Linked DNA regions of Homo sapiens: region 1 is linked to region 2. A link is an interaction called in ENCODE POLR2A ChIA-PET data of the cell type or tissue named here. Cell type or tissue: PC-3. All regions are shown on one strand. Links, peaks and the distances in the headings refer to the core of each region. The heading gives the core; the rest is flanking DNA. Region 1 overlaps LINC00326 (long intergenic non-protein coding RNA 326). Region 2 has its middle 75 kb from the start of LINC00326.

Region 1 (5,398 bases), core at 270-5,269, 63 kb before region 2:
ATATATAGAGAGCACTTCCTGCTCTATAACCCATGTTGTCTCTTGACTCTAAGCCACCACACATGCTCTTTCTTGTTCTGAACATGCTCTTTTCCTCTCCTGACTTTCACTCATCCCTCAGGCCCCAGCTCCTTAGGAGCTTTCCTAGATTTCCAAGTCTGAGTCAGGTGCTCTTACTATGTGCTTTCTCACAGCACCCTCTACCCTTGTTATCAAGCCCCGTTTTACTCTTGCCTTTAGCTTACTCACTTTCTCCACTTGGCTGTGAAGTACAGTATGGGATGTAAATACTTCTATAGAATGGGAAGATTGAACACTCAATAGCTGTTAGTGTCTTGTGAAGGTCTTAACAAGCGGTTAAACTTTGGTATGAGGGATGAGAAGTCCACAGAAGGAAAAGCATTAGCAAAGATGTGTCTAGAGATTGGAAAATGCAAGGCAAATGTAGTTATTAAATCATACAGAGTGACATATACACTCATATAGGAAAATAATGGGAGCCTGCTGGACATTAGATTTACCTGGGGAACTCTTATTAAAACACCAATACCTGGGCTCCACCTTCAGAGATACTGACTGAATTATCCAAGAAAGAGACTCAGACAAAAGCATTTAAAAAAAGCTTTCTAGGCTAGAATTGAGAATCATGACTCTAGGAGGCAATGGAAACTTTGGAAGTTTTTGAGTATAATCTAGTATATATTAAATTTGTAATAAAAAATGTGTCAAATGAATGTTGATGTCGCACACACCAGATATCTTTGTTATTGGTTTTCAGAAATTTTTCATGTTTTATAAAAATATGTTTATTCATTAAAAAAAAGCCTCAATGACTTTATTCCCCTTTGTTACAGGTAATGTGTAACAGTCCACAAAAGCCACTTAATTATCTCATGCTTTAAATTTTATTTTTTCTTTCCTTGTGCGTAAACACAATTGTTTTAAACATGATTTGAACTGTTTTTTTTTTTCCAGAATGTGCATCTTTATTTTTCCTGAATATTTCTATTGTCTAAATACCTTAGTAAAGTTTACTGCTTCTACGGATGGCCTAAAAGTTCTGGCAATGAAAGAAGTAAAGTGTGAATGTATCCTTAATACCAGCTATTCAGATGTCTTCATCAATTATTATGTGAAGTCTTTCCAGTTCTATCCTAAACTGTAGAAACTCTTCCAGTTAAACTACAGAGCATGATAAGAGTTTCATAACATGCTGCCTCCAAGAAGTAATTTCGTTGTACCAAATTCATTTTCACTTTTAATAATCTTGATCTGATCCTGTATCACTAATAGAGGCTTTAAAAACAATTTATATATTTACTAGACACTATGAGGTTCATGATGCTCTTAGTTTTTACAAATAATAAATATGTATATACATTTTTTTACAAATAATAAATGTGTACATACAGATTTTTCCTGCTATTATCTGTACATACACATTTATTATTTATTATTTTCAAAAATGATAAATTACTTTTTACACCTTTATTGTTTGTAAAAAAATGTGTGGTAATGTCAGAATTCCTAACTGTTAACAGTTATCTCTAAGAAGGTCTAAAGTTTTTATTCTAGGACTTGAAGGGGACGTTAGCCGTATTATATACTACTTTTCTCAAACTTAGTTCTCAACTCAATATACTGTATTTGACAGGCAAACACAGGTATTATATCATGATAAAACAATAGTGGTGCAATTATTTCTTAGATTGAAAGAGGTGCAATCATTGCACTCTTGCAAGAGTAAAGGAAAAAACAGAATTGTCATTATCCAATGAATTAATAGGGTTCTAATCCCACTTAAAGAAGAATTTTGTTTTTCTGAGGAATTCCAGTATTTATGCTCCTGTGAAGCATTTTCTAATATTTGACTCTTTAGTTAGGGGCCAGGATATATTTTTTTTCTAAGTGAGAAGGAAATTGGTTATAAGCAAATTAATTTGGGGAAATAGTAAGATTTAAAACTCCCATATTTTCATCAGATACCACATTTTTCTGGAGTTCTGGCTATCCTTTGTTCTTATATTTCCAAAACATCTAGTAAATTACAAAATGCAATGGGAAACTTTAAGCCCACAGCCCAGCCCTTGATAAATAATCAAACAACAATTGAGTATTTATGCTTGCACTGCAATAGAAAGGTTAGAGTTCATTGAAAAATCCTCTTAATTTAAGAATTGTAGTTGTTCCATACAATCATAAATAAAAGAAGTAATTATAAACTTTGGGGTAAAAGGACTAAAAATGTTTTTGAGAAAAATATGGCTTTCTAATCTAATTGAAAGTAAGGGAAATTTTTTTTTGTCTTGTAATGTATGATTATATATAGTTGTGTGTGACTGGTGAATGATGTTTAAAGAGGTTGCTCAAGGTTACAGGAAAAACCCTAAGGAATTCTTGCAGCAACATCCTGAAATAAGAGCTCCTGCATAATAGATTCACTGTGGTTTCCTTAGTGAAGTGAGCCTTCTGTGAATACACAATCTTTAACTATACAAGATCAAGAGGAGAATTGAGTCATGCATTGGAATGCTTTTAGCTTTGGTTTACCCCTCTGTTTAAAGAAGAGAGTTATGAGATTTGCTTAATTTGATCATTTTCCTCTTTCCTTTGGTAATCTCCTTCCTGTATTACAAGATATATAATGCTTCCTTCACACTTCAAATGAAAGTTGAAATGATTTTTTCATTTCAACTTTGTTGTATGTTGTAGACGCAAGGTCAAAAATTTACATCAGGTATCTGAATGTGTAGCATATACAACTGAGTGTTGAAAGAAGACAAAATCGTTTTCATCACGAAGAATATGTGCTCAGTAAGAATCAGAATGTTCAATTGTGTGAAGGTGGGAGATGGGAAGATTGGTATTATGGCCTGGATCCAGAAATCAGGTATTTACCCAAAATTATCTCTATAGTTTTCACCTATCACCTATTCATTTAATATCTTTACCATAATTTTTTATTTTAATTAAGAGTCAGTAATCTTTTCGTGCTGCTAGATAAGAGCCTCGACATTTTAAAGGCAGACATTTTTCTCATATTAGGTTCTAGATATAGTGTATGACAGTGGGACTCCTAGTGGGATTTTCTTGAGTTCGTAGCACCTGTTGAAGATGCATATAATAAAAGAATAAAAGATAAAAAATCAAAGAAATGTTTGAAGAGGTATTCTGGGGGACTTGATCTATTGGTTATTAAAAATGTAATACAGGGCCACATTAACAAGGCAGAGTGGTTTAGATTCAAGAATCAAAAGGCAGATTCAAGAAATAGGAAAAAAAACTAGAAACAAGTCCTAATTATGATAAGTATTTTCTATATGACAACAGTACCACTGCAAATAACCATAAGCAAACAAATAAACAAAACTCCAATAAACCAAATAAAATCATTAAATAAAAATACAATCGAAAAATCAAATAAATTACAAAGATATATAATGAATGCTGCTGTAACAGTAGATTAAATAAACTATCTTCAAATATTATAACCAAACACATTTCAGATAAATTAAAAATTAATGTCAAAAAATAAAATGATACATAATTTATATAAATAATAATATAATTCCAGATTTCAGAAAAAGAAGTAATCACTAAAGAAGAAAAAAATCAATATAAAAAGCCCAAGCTGTGATACATTAAATCCTTTCATAAGCAAAATTAAGGGATCAGCAATAAATTCGAAAAGTATTTTCAGAAAAATGACAAAGGGTTATGTCATTAAATAGAGCTCATGCCAACCAGTAAGTTTGCCAATAGGAAAGAGGTCCAAGTGTTTCTAAATAAGAGCTCACAGATGAGGAAAATATTTGTGACTACTAAATATAATAAAACATGTTACCAACTTAAAATGAGATATCACTTTGTCTGCTGGATTAGTGAGGACAAGGGGATATACAATGGGATTTCACACATCCTCCATCCCACCCGCCAGCCCAACCCTATACTAGACGGGTTTGCTCACCCAACTTCCCTTCCGAGACCATAGTCTGAGAATAATAGAAAGAATAAAGGATAAAAAATCAAAGAAATGCTTGAAGAGGTATTCTGGGGGGCTTGCTTTACTGGTTATTAAAAATGTAATACAGAGCTACAATAACAAGCTACTCTTCAAGTACAGGGAAGAGACAGAGAACAAGTATCCTTTTATAAGAGCAGATTCATTGCTGTGTTAATGTTTTGCTGTGAGCCTGGGTCTGGAGGAGCTGTTTTTCTTGATTCCCTCCTATTTTGCAGGATTGCAATGCTACTGGAGATCCCTCTTTGACCCCAGGACTAGGATGGAGAGAAAAAAATAAAACTGAGATAGTGGGAAGGGGAGGATGACTCTCTAATGTCTGTCTGAGATAGCCTCAGTATGCACAGTTGGTCATTTAGAAGGAAAGTAAAGAGGTGTTTTGTATCATGCTGTGAGCCACATGTGTATGTCAGGTTGTCTAATCCGATGATGTTCTTTTGAGTAGTGGACTAGTAGGACATAAAGGATGGTTAAGGGGTTGGTTATATTAGCAGAACTTGTCCAAAATAGTAATGCAGGATGTAAATGAGAGAATATTGAGATAGTCACTCTAATACTGACACTGATGACAGTTCTAATTGATACAAGCTTTCTATAAAGCATTTAAAGTACCAAGAGTCTTACATTTTTAAAAATATCTTCTTTGACCCCCTAACTACATTTCTTAGTATTACTCATTGACCACACTTTTGAAAAGCACCACTTTATGACAGGCAAAGGAGATGACAGATACAGCAATTAACAAGGCAGTCCAGGTACTTGTTCTTATGGTACTTTCATTCTAGTGGGGCCAAGAGAGAATAGACAATAACCATGTACATAAACAAATAAGTAAGATATTATAGAAAGTGACATGTAGAGTGAAGAAAATAAATTGGAGTAATATGTTAAAGAGTGACCAGGGGTTGTCAGGGACACTCTCTTTGAAGAGGTGATGTATTAGTGAGCGTTCTCCAGAAAAACAACCAGTAGGATGTATATACATTTTAATAGTGTGTGTATACATATCTCTAGATAGACAGATAGATATATAGATAGATAGATAGTTACATACTTACGTGCATACATATGTGTGTGTGTAGAGAGAGAGAAACAAAGACAGAGAAAGGTTTATTTTAAGAAATTGACCCTGGTGGCAGGCGCCTGTAGTCCCAGCTACTCTGGAGGCTGAGGCAAGAGAATGGCGTGAACCCAGGAGACGGAGCTTGCAGTGAGCCGAGATTGTGCCACTGCACTCCAGCCTGGGCGACAGAGCGAGACTCTGTCTCAAAAAAAAAAAAAGAAAAGAAAAAGAAATTGACTCACATGACTGTGGGAGCAGGCAAGTCTGAAATCTGCAGGGCAGACCAGCAGGCTGGAAACCCAAGGAAGGATTGA
Region 2 (5,398 bases), core at 282-5,281:
CAAATCTGTTTTCCCCTGAAGCTGGACTGTCGTCTGCAAGGCTCTTGCCATGTGTCATGTCCAAAAACCCAAATGGCTTTTGCTAGGGAATACTATGCAAGTGATGTCATGAGCTCATCTTGAGTCAAATTAACAAGTGATTATATGAAGCTGTGATTTTGCAAAGTGAAACTCACTAAGCAGTGCTACCATTGATCATTTTCTTTTCCCGTGGGGATATGCAAATTGAAACAACAATTATTTTTGAAAGGTACATTCTTTAAAGAGCTTCTCAATGAAAAATTTACAGTAGTCCTTTGCCTTCTCTGTGGCTTTCCTTTCCAAAGTTCAGTTACCTGCAGTCAACTGCAGTCCAAAAATAATAAATGAAAAAGTCTAGAAATAAACAATTCATATGTTTTCAATTATGCCCCATTATGAGTAGTGTGATGAAATCTCTCACCATCCCACTCCGTTCTAGGCAGGACATGAACCACTCCTTTGTCTAGTGTATCCATGCTGCATACACTATCCACCAGTTAGTCACTTGGGAACCCCCTTGCTTATTAGATTGAAAACACATAGCATGTATAGGGTTCGGTACCATCTGAGGCTTCAGGCATCCACTGAGGCTCTTGGAACATATCCCCTCAGATAAAGGGGCACTTGTTGTATTCATAAAGTTGCAGTTTTCACATTAATGTCATAGCATTTCACATTTGTTCCTATTAATGTATTGAGTATTTAAATGAAAATGAAAGAATGGTTTAAGACCTAGAGTCCCAAATTTTGTTGTACAAAGATTCTGTGTTAAGTGTCAACAGTTCCCTCTGCTGCCACATAATGTAATCAGTGATATTTTTGTTACTCCATGAATGAATTCAGAGATGCTTTTAATTATTAGTATCTAGTTAATCACAGCATAAATTCATTATATGTGAAGCTAACACCGCATAAAGATAATGCTTGACTTTATAGGGAAGTGCATTGTGGACTATTCACAATCACTTGCTTGCCTGCTGGATTTTGTGGCCACAGCTAGAGACACATTAATCTAGAGCATGAACCAACCTGTGTAAGATAGATCTCATCAGTGTTTCAGGAGGCCATTAGACTGCCTTCTGTAGGAGAAACAAAGGAAATGGTCTCTCTGGATAAGCCTCCTTGCAGAATGCTGTATGTGTACACAGTGGGGGCAGAATAAGACCACAGGCACTCTGTGTGGGCATCTGAAGGCATCAGTCATGGAGTTTTCACCTCATCCATCATTGACAGTTTGCTACCCTTACCAAAAAAAAAGCCACATAAACCTCTGTCCATTTACATCAATCCAAATACTTTTGGGGTTCAATTCATATTTTGGATAGGTTGATTGGAAACATTCTTCACAATAATAACTTAAAGAACATATTATATATATGTTTATTTTTATAAAGATTTTTGGAATTGTTCTAGCCTGTTAGGTGAGAGTAATTAAATTTTATAAGTTATGTATATGATAACAAAACAAATATGGAATGAACAAACTTATAATCTGTTACTTTTTTCATAGATTTAGAACAGATATTATGCTAAAATTATGAAACACAAAGGTAAAATTTCTCTATTGATACTGACAAAAAGAATCTATTAAGAGAAATATGAAAATGTAGAATCTCACTGATGCATTGTGGAAATGTCTGATAGCTGATAGCTGGACATGTGCCCTTTTGTCCATGAGAGATCCAAAATCTTTAGCTTGCCAGCAGAATAATAAATAAGAACGTTTTGCATTCCAGATTCAATTCGTTACAATAAGTTTTATACATTTATATAAGTTTCCATGAATAGGAAAAATATGAGAGAATTTAAGAAACAGAGAATGTGATTTATGATAAGTAAAATGTAGAGTTGAAAAACATATCCAACAAATCTAAGAAATATAAACTTCAATACAGTTACATTGGCTCAATTATCATGAAGGTGAAAGCATTTATTAAACTATCAGCCTCAGAAATTGAAGACTAAACAGAACTACAATATATAATCTTGCCAGTTAATCTTTTTTTACTATGGCCATTGTCTTCAATCATGACCTTAATGTCTTCAATAATAAATTCACCTGGGGAATCATTCTGGCAAAGATGTTTGGCATATATATATATATATATATATATATATATATATATATATATAGTCTTTGGGACTTTTTACAAGGACATCAAAGACAGTTTTATAGCCAGCTATTTTTTTTTTTTTTCAGACGGGGTCTTGCTCTGTCACCAGGCTGGAGTGCAGTGGCACTATCTCGGCTCACTGCAACTTCCGCCTCCTGGGTTCAAGCAATTCCCCTGCCTCAGCCTCCCAAGTAACTGGGATTACAGGTGCATGCCACCATGCCTGGCTAATTTTTTGTATTTTAGTAGAGACGGGGTTTCTCCATGCTTGCCAGGATGGTCTTGATCTCCTGACCTCGTCATCCGCTCGCCTCGGCCTCCCAAAGTGCTGGGATAACAGGCGTGAGCCACCGTGCCTGGCCAGCCAGCTATTTTTAAAAACTAACTTTATTAATGTAATTTTTCACAGATTCAGAAGAGTTGTACATTATATATTATATGTCACATACTAAGTTCATACAACACTACATTTCATATACAGTAAAACTCCAAATGTACATTATCTTTGCGTTTATTTGGTTTGAGTTTGAGTTATAAGAAATTTAGAACATAAATACAACCAAGAATCATTGAACAAAAAGCTATTTTCTTATTTCTACACTTTTTTCTCATTTTAAGTACTTTGTATTAACTTTATATGCATTCTGATGTATTATTACACTAGAATATAATACCTGAAAGTGGTGGAAAGATTCTAGCTCTTCAGGTATGATTGCAAAATACAAGTAAGTTATGAACTTAGGTACAAGAGATTTTATACCCAAGTAACGTTGTATTTTAAATTAATTCACTGAGAATTTAACTTGCTCTCTCAAGATATTAAATTTCTACCATAGTCTATGCATATCATAGATGGAAATATAACTAAGTCTACACCCTAAGGAGCTCAGGTCTAGTAGATGAAATAAATACCTCAAGATAGCAAAACATAGAAAGATAAGTTCTGACATACATGTACAAAGTGTAACAGAAGCAATGAAGATGAAACAATTATCAGTGCCAAGAGTTCAGAGATGGGATGTCTGAACAAAATAATGAATGAAGAATTTTCCTAACATGAAATAAGCTGGAGGATGGGGTGGAAGCAGGAGGTAGTAGTAGAAGTGGAGATATTCTAAGCAGAGAGCAACATTCTGAAATTATGTGTAAAGATTTCAAGGGAAAGTGCACAATTCTGTCAATTTCAAGACTCAATTGATGGTCTCTCCCAGATCTTAAATTCTATTTCACATCTATTCATAAAAACATAAAAATTAACTTGAAAGCAGAAAATGTATTAATTTTCATGGAAAATTTTCTGAAAAATGTTAGTCCATCCATAGAAAGAACATTTTAAAAACCAAACGTTTAAATACCTGCCAACTCACCAAAGTCCAAGACTCAAGCTGATCTTATAACATGTAAGATCATGCTAAAAATCTCATTTTTATTTCCCTCCATGCTATCTTAATGGGCAATGCCCTGACCTACACCAGCATACCAGTGATTACCTATTTTCATACTGACAAATTCTCCACAAGTGCTCAGAGTCCCAACAGGGGCTAAGATATTAGGAAATGTTCATATCCACAAAGGGATCAGAAATTCTTTTAAAACAAAAAGTGAATCACTTTAGGGACAGAGTGAAGTAGCTAAGGGAATTTTTCCAGCAGTGTGAAACATAATTGCTAGCTAGAAAGTTGCGCTTGAACTAACAATACCCAATCCTCCTGGAAAGGAACTGAAATCTCACATTCAGTATTAGTGAAATTAAATGCAAACTGGCTGAATCATGAGAAAATGTAGACAGAGGAATGAACACAAGAATGGTCTTATGGTCTTCCTAGTCCTTAAAATGCCTCAGAGTCACTATGGAGCCACTCAAGACTTTGAAGTGTTGTGGGCATAGAACCTTAATAACCTTATTACAATAGGATTGGTTCCTCTTGGTCAACAGTGGTGGAGAGTGGATTCTTCTGGAGGATCATAATGTAAGCTATATTTCCAGGAGAACCAGGAAGTAATCCCACTTCCCTATGACCTCCATAGGACAGAACTTCTGATTTATCAAGGTGGCAGGCCACTGTTGCTCCCCTTTCTGTCCATCACTGTGGCCTCAGGCACAGTGGTTCTGCTCCATGCCCACCTGAGCACTACGTCTTCAATCTTCTTCAAATAGAGCAACTGCTTCTACTGAGATGGCTTCTTCAATCTTCCTCTACAGTGCCAGAGAACCAATCCTGACATTGTTTTGTCTTTCATTTTTCTTAATCTTGGGAAGGTGATGAGGTGCTGAGACGCAAATAAACTAAAAACAGTCCAAAAATTGGACACAGACCAGAGAGAAGACAGAGCTTTAAAATATATAGAATAGTGATAGAAAGGAAGAAAAATAAAATTTATTCCATAGTAAAGTCTTGACTAAATCTTGATTAAAATTGTAATCCTTAATTGATCAAATTCACTTTTAAAAACTGCTTTTAAATAGGCAAATCATAACGTTTAGCAAATCACAAGAAGAGTTTTAGAATGCTGCATTATTATCAATTTAAGGGTATGTACTTGAGCAAAATAAATTTATCTTACATTTCTACATTTTCTTTATCTTCTTTTACAGTTACAGCGAGAGACTTATTTGCAATTCAGAACACTGAGTAATAAAATATGTATTCATCAAAGAAAAATCATTAATATTTAGTACTATTGTGTTTATGAATATGTGGTACCACATTTCAACATCAGTGGTTAAAATTTGTAACAAAAATGCATCATTTCCCCAGGATTCCAAAGAGTTACAGTTTCACTACATGTAAAGCTTGTCAAGGACACATTTAGAAGAATGCATTCTAACCCATTTTTAAGAAATAATTCAGCAATGTGATATCTATTATTATTAGAATTACATCCCTACCTCTGCCTTAGAGCTTCTATTTTTCAGTCAGTCTTACTAGGCAAAGTCAAGATGATGTTTATGGTTTCAGGTTACAGAGAGTTTGGATTCTAAAAATCTCATTTATAAAAGGTTGTTCCCATTATAAATGGATCCATTCATTCTGCAAATATTTGTTGAGTATAACTGCCAGGGCACTGTTCAATGTGCTCCCAGTACACCAGTGAGCACAGCAGCCTAAGTTCCATGGCCTTTAAGAGTTACATTCTAGTGGGAGAGACATGATAAAACAGAATAAGGCCAAGGCAGGAGGATCACTTGAAGCCAGGAGTTTGAGGCCAGCCTGGGAAACAGAGTGAGACCCTCATGTCTACTAAATAAATTAATTAATTAA

The links. Peaks named below come from ENCODE experiments on the same cell type or tissue, not always from the same donor. Only the 100,000 strongest peaks of a DNase experiment are listed, where the experiment ranks them.
Region 1: POLR2A ChIA-PET joins it to region 2 with 12 read pairs; 2 of 35 experiments call an interaction of 5 or more read pairs at or near these places.

The regions. Positions count from the first base shown.
Region 1 is chr6:133,097,295-133,102,692 of GRCh38, forward strand. It overlaps LINC00326 (long intergenic non-protein coding RNA 326), which reads left to right. Exons shown (of 4, transcript NR_026969.1): 3 at 2,713-2,890. Among named protein-coding and RNA genes, the nearest start is that of LINC00326, 12 kb to the left of the region's middle. In PC-3, for the core only: no CTCF peak of the experiment used is centred there; DNase peaks (open chromatin) are centred at 2,447 and 4,747; H3K4me3 peaks cover 580 bases; H3K27ac peaks cover 3,502 bases.
Region 2 is chr6:133,160,275-133,165,672 of GRCh38, forward strand. No RefSeq gene overlaps it. Among named protein-coding and RNA genes, the nearest start is that of LINC00326, 75 kb to the left of the region's middle. RefSeq lists an enhancer at 737-906. In PC-3, for the core only: no CTCF peak of the experiment used is centred there; no DNase peak of the experiment used is centred there.